Linked DNA regions of Homo sapiens: region 1 is linked to region 2. The links are chromatin contacts, found by Hi-C or POLR2A ChIA-PET in ENCODE. All regions are on one chromosome and are shown on one strand. Each heading gives the region's core, a stretch centred on a gene start or an enhancer-like site at or near the end of the contact. The rest is flanking DNA. Distances are from core to core; before and after follow the strand shown. Region 1 has its middle 81 kb from the start of WDR20. Region 2 overlaps LINC02320 (long intergenic non-protein coding RNA 2320).

Region 1 (2,864 bases), core at 77-2,576, 510 kb before region 2:
GTTCAGCGCCTTCAGCCAGGGTTGAGCCCAGGGCACCGCAGTTCTGGACCGCACACCCAGTCCCTCGGAGCCAGGGGTTGTCTCCAAGGATAGAGTTCAGTGGCACCTTTGAAAGGGCATTCTCTGCTGGGGGGTTCTTGCTTTGTTGGGTGGTGTGACCGTGGCACCCCCTGGCTGTAGCTGTCCACATGTGTAGGCCCCACAGGTAGAGACAGCAGGGCCCAGGCCGAGGTCGGGGGAGCCCCAGAACAAAGTAGTCTTGCCGTGAGGCTGCAGCTGGGTGTGGAGAAGGGATGTGGGGGCCAACCCACCAGGGCCAGCAGGAAGAATGGTGGGGGGCATCTGGCTCTTTAGGGCGGCTCCTGCTGAGAGGCTCACTGTCGGGGGCGGGGGCGGGGAATCTCACCCAGATTTTACAATACTGGTGTGACCTTGGGTAAACCTAAGAGGGTTTAACCTCCTACACAGCAAAGAGTACTTCCATTTCTTTGCATTTACTATTGAGCAGCAATTACATTACATCAAAGTGTGGCGTTCATTTATGAAGAACATTAAGATGGCGACAGTGCAGCCCCAAAGGTGCACATTTTCAGCTCTGGGAATACAACTTAGCTGTCATGGAAGAAGGCTTCAGCTGATGAGTACTGTTTACAAATGACAAGCCTTTAACTCAAGCTGACATTGCTACCTTCTCACATATTGGACTTGTGTGGACACAAATGAAGGTGACAATCGGAAACTGCCCTTCAGCCTCGCCCACGCCCTGCTGCCGGAAGCCTGGAAGCAAGCTGTCCCGCTCAAGTCATTTCATCCCGTTTCTTACCTTCCACCTGAAATCTGTTCACCTAGACAAGCTCAGGAAGCAAACGGAATGTGGCAGCTGCCCCTGCTCAGAGTCTATAGGAGTGCTTTTCCTCTGGGACCCCTGAAAAGGGACAGAACCCTGTTTGTACTTGTGGAGGACCCCGCAAACGCCCCATACTTCTGGCTCAAACACATCAAGCCTGTGGAGGAAAGCTGGGCAGCAGGTTCCTGACCCCACTTCTGCCGCAGACAGTCTGGAGGAAGGAAGCCTCTCACACAGGACACTCTGCCTTCATCACCACGCGCACCCTAAGAAAGTGCTTTCCACAAGCTATGTGGTGTCCAGGAAGTGACAAATCTCCAGAACCAGGAGGCACCTCCCTTCCCCCCGGCAACAGAAAAGTCATCTACTCCTGGCAGAGGGAGAAAGTGGTGGTGACCCAGCCTGGGGACAGACGGAGAGGGGCCACCCTCATCTGGCAGCCACAGAGTCTCCCTCCCCTTTCACGGAGTGCCAGGTGGAGGTGAGTGCTGCTCCAGGTAGGAGGCAGCCCCACCCACAGGAAGGTGGTGTCTCTACCAGTCCTGTGTTAAGTTTAGCTTCCCGGGAGCACGTTTAACAACTTAAAAACAAGTGACAGCCAGCCCTGTGGGAGGCTGAGGTGGGGAGATTACTTGAGCCCAGGAGTCTGAGACCAGCCTGGCCAACATGGTGAAACTCCATCTCTACTAATACAAAATTAGCCGGGTGTGGTGGCGCACGGCTGTCATCCCAGCTACTCAGGAGGCTGTGTGGCAGGAGGATGGCTTGAGCCCAGGAGATGCAGGGTGCAATGAGCCGCGATCCACTGCACTCCAGCCTGGGGGATAGAGCAAGACCCTGTCTCAAAAAATGAAAAGATAGATAATAAAAACAAGTGACATTAATTTTAATATTTTCTTTTTTTTTTTTTTTTTTGAGACGGAGTCTCACTTTGTTGTCCAGGCTGGAGTGCAGTGGCACGATCTTGGCTCACTGCAAGCTCCACCTCCTGGGTTCAAGTGATTCTCCTGCCTCAGCCTCCCAAGTACCTTGGACTACAGGCGCCTGCCACCACGCCCAGCTAACTTTTTGTAGTTTTAGTAGAGATGGGGTTTCACTGTTAGGATGGTCTTGAAGACCTCCTGACCTCGTGATCCACCTGCCTTGGCCTCCCAAAGTGCTGGGATTACAGGCGTGAGCCACCGCACCTGGCCAATTTTAATATTTTAACTGAAGATGTTTCATATAATATTCAGCAATATAAAAATTACTAATGACTTTTTTGGTAAGAAGCCTTTGAGGTGTGCTGTGTGGTTGACACGTTATGGCACTTTTCAGGTTGGACTGGCCCCAATTTACATACTTAGTGGCTGCAGGTGGCTTCTGACGGCCATGAGGGACAGCACCCTTCCTTAGACTTCCTCTCACTGAGTGTGAGGCCCCAGAGGACTCGGCTGCTTTCCATCACTCCCAGGGGAGGGCGGCTGCTGAGACGCAGAGGTGGCGCAGCCACCAGGCTGCCAGAGCCTGATGTTGAGGGACACGCTGCTTCCGCCAGCTGGTCCCTACAAAGCCGCACCCCTAGAAAGCGACCCAACGCGAGGGCTGCAGGCTTCCTATTCTCCCATTAGCACAAAACAAATGCACACTCATTCTCCAGTTTCTGCTGGCTAACGCCTTGATGCCAATTGTGGTGGCAGCTAGGAGCCAACTAGAACCACCTTCATGCCCTCCACTGTCCCACTCTCCACTGGGCCCAGCTTCCAGAGAGATCTTGAATCAACCGCCCTCAAACCTGTCCTCCTCTCGTCTTCTGTAGTCCATACTGGCATAACGGAACTGGGGGTTCCCGTTAGCAGGCTTCGCCCTTTTGATGGCAGCCCTGGTTAACAGTTCTTTTAGAATGCATCGCCATGCAGAGAATGTGCCCATGATCAAAACTCAGGGTCCCCATGCTGCAGCACTCAGGAAGCACGTTGGCCACCGGTGAAAAACCCAAGAGGACCCCAGGGTGCTTGACCAGGGACTCCCTGGAGCC
Region 2 (2,927 bases), core at 136-2,635:
CCCTTTCTCAGCTGCTAACCCTACAGCAGCCCCCAGATAGGGCCCAGGACCCCCTCCGTCACCTGGACAATACCCTGTGTGTTTGCCTGCTCTCTGAGCCCACCCTGGGGCATGCATTTCCAACAGCTCAGAGGCGGAGCTCCTGGGCATATTCCCTTCCCAGATGGCCTGCATGACGACTTGGGGAGGTCCAGGACGGCTGTCCTTGGTGATCAGGAGCATGTGAGCACTGGTGGGGATGAGGGAGCCCAGAGGGTCCTACTACACACCCTGCACTGTAATAGTCTGCTTGTGAGCCGGCACAAGCACACCCTGCTACAGGGTCAGACCCAAACTCCTGGGACGAAACAAAGGACTTTCCTCTGTGCTGCACTGTGTGCACCCCTAGCACTTCAAATAAAAGTTTGGCACCTTATACAGGGAGATATTTTGCTAGAACATGAACTTAAATGCATGCAGTATCATACAGGTCGAACAGGAAGCAGTATGGGGGTGCACAGTGCAGCCTCTGGAGACAAGACCTGGGCTTGGTCCTGCCTCTAAGAGTCACTGCTGTGTGACCTCAGCCAAATTACTCAAATACTCTGAACCTCAGATTCTTCGGCTGTGTAAGGGCAACAACAAATACTTCATGGCTGGTTGTGAGAATTACTTGAGCTGACACAAGAAACATGCAACAGTGGCTTGCGTGTGCTGAATGGGCAGGAAGTTTTCTGCTGCGTAATTTGCGATACTAAAAGCAAAGATGATTATTGAGCGCCCTCTGGTGACCAAATGGTACAATTACACCTTAGATTGCGCCAAGCTGGATACTTTTTTATGCGGGGCTCAAGGACTCACAGGCCCTGCTGGTGGTGAATTGCCTGCGGCCCCTTCTTGCTCCATTTCAGTTCCTTGGCCCCGGCGGTAGGCAGCCTCCTCATTAAAGGGGAGGATTTCACGGGACAGGCATCTTCACTACACCTGTCCCGGGCTCTTCAGAACTAGCTCCTGTCTCTAATGCTCGAGGGGGATCATGGTCCAGCTAAGGAAGCTGGTCCCTGCTGCAGCTGGGCTGGGGACTGCCAGGGATTCGGGGGCCTTGGAAACGGAGACCACAGACCCTGCTGTGTGTGTGTGGCGCCAGACCCAGTCTTCATGTCTCCAGGTGAACCGCAGAGCCTCATTCTGGATTTTAAAAACCTAGTTGTTACTGGGCCTGCAGGTCGGCTGTATCCCTGCGGGTTCTCTGCAGCCCCTGCCCCTGTGGGCAGTCATGCTGTGTGCCAGGCACTGTGCTGGGTGCTGGGGATACGGCACAGCACCTGGGGCTTAGGTTAGAGGGGGAGATGGAGGGGGATTTGGGCGGGGACTTCTGGAGTCCTGTCCCAGGGTGTGCAGGCAGTGGGTGTAGAGGTCTCCTTCCCTTCCCCTAGCGCTTCCTCATGCACAAGGCCTGTGCTGACACCTGGGTCACTCTGCCATGTTCCCTGCGGCCTTGAACTTAGTGACAGCCAATATTTACCAGCTCTGTCCACGGGCCATGCGTGGTAGGCCTTTCCTCGAGCCCTCGAGATGGCCTTGCGAGGTCGGTACAACCTCCTGCCAGTACCATCCCCTCCATTCTGCGGAGGAGGAATCTGACCTGGAGAGGTCATGTCCACGGGCCAAGGGAAGTCAGGGTCAGGCTCTCAGAGCCCAGAAGCTCTCACCCCTCGGGCCGTGGTTCCTGCTGCCCCTGCCCAGCCCTTCCCTTTTTGCCGGGAAGCCTCCTCTCTTGGCCTGGGCCTCATGAATTTCCTCCTGAAGGGAGTTAGGGGCAGGAATCCGGCGCCAGCAGCTTCTCACTCCTCCCAGGGCTGCCTGTCAAGCTGGGGCAGAAGAGGAGGCCCTCGGGGCACGTGCCTCCGGCGCTGCCTGCAGCGGCCTCGCCCAGGAAGTGCGGCTCAGCGGGAGCTCGCCCCTGTCCCTGCCTCCGGGGCGGCGCCGCCACGGCCTGGGAAGGAGGCCGAGCCCCTGCTCCCGCGACCCCTGCATGGGCGGGGCAGGCCCCAGGCCCCAGCTGAGACCAGGCTCCCGCTTTTTCAAGGAACCGCCGCGCTGGGCCCTTCACCCACGTGCTTTCCCTGCGGCGGCTCAGCCTCCAGCAGGCCGGAGGGTGCGCGTCGGGTCCCGGCTCCTCCTGCGCTGGGGACAAGCGGCCCCGCGCCCCCTGTCACCCCACGGAGGCCTTCACCTCCCCATGCCCGGCCGCGGCGGACCGGGGGAACTGGGGGCGGGCCGCAGAGGAGGCTCGGGGCACGGCGTGGGCCCAGGGCCGGGCTCCAGGGAGGGCGAGGAGGACGGCACCCCCCGCCGGCTGCGGTCGCGGCTCGTCCAGGTTCAGGCTTCGGCTGCTCCCGGAAGCCCCTGGCGGGGAGCGGCCGCCTGCGGGGAGATCTCGCGCCCCGGCCGCAGGGCTGCACATGGACGCCGGGACCTGCGCCTCCTCCAGCCCCGGCCCGCAGGGTCCTGGCTTGGGCACCGCCCTCTCTCTCCCCAGGGCCCAGCTCGAGGGGCTCACCCGTGGTGAATATGCGCCGGTCACAGAGCACGGGGCAGCCATAGAGGCCACACTGTCACCTCTGGGGACTGGACAAAAATGTCCAAATCCACGGAAAAATGAGATGCCCAAATAATCTCTCATAATTCTTCACGTTAACATTTTGCCTTCTTTTGTCACGTTCGTTCTCTGTCACTCTTTTTATATATGTACCTTCCCCCCACAACCCACTGGAAAGTAATATTCAGACATTGTGACACTTCACTTCTATATAAATTTCCCCTTAAGCATTTACAGCATTAAATATAGAACATTAAAGATAGAACATTAAAGCTCTGTATTAGAAACAAAGAAAGGTCTCTCATCAAATATCTAAGCTTCTACATTAAGAAACTAGGAAAAGAAG

Evidence for each region. A loop is a pair of places that touch in the nucleus more often than their neighbours do. ChIA-PET counts read pairs that join two places held with the same protein, here RNA polymerase II (POLR2A). Pooled maps may share reads with other maps.
Region 1: a pooled map shows a loop between it and region 2 (4-fold over the local background). The contact joins two enhancer-like sites. A Hi-C loop is called at or near these places in 1 of 168 maps with a recorded cell type or tissue (PC-9), 1 of 37 single-sample maps with no recorded cell type and 8 of 50 pooled maps. POLR2A ChIA-PET finds 5 or more read pairs at or near these places in 2 of 52 experiments (GM12878 and PC-9).

What each region holds. Positions count from the first base shown.
Region 1 is chr14:102,219,618-102,222,481 of GRCh38, reverse strand. It overlaps a transcript of WDR20 not described here and a transcript of MOK not described here. Among named protein-coding and RNA genes, the nearest start is that of WDR20, 81 kb to the right of the region's middle. Within about 2 kb of position 1,326, at least 3 of the 41 ENCODE cell types and tissues checked have a DNase peak (open chromatin) inside an H3K27ac peak, as active enhancers do; they include PC-9, where a contact is called at or near this core.
Region 2 is chr14:101,705,314-101,708,240 of GRCh38, reverse strand. The region is part of intron 1 of LINC02320 (long intergenic non-protein coding RNA 2320); the gene reads left to right. Among named protein-coding and RNA genes, the nearest start is that of LINC00239, 24 kb to the left of the region's middle. RefSeq lists an enhancer at 1-552 and silencers at 1,959-2,228, 2,239-2,358, 2,439-2,498. Within about 2 kb of position 1,385, at least 27 of the 41 ENCODE cell types and tissues checked have a DNase peak (open chromatin) inside an H3K27ac peak, as active enhancers do; they include PC-9, where a contact is called at or near this core.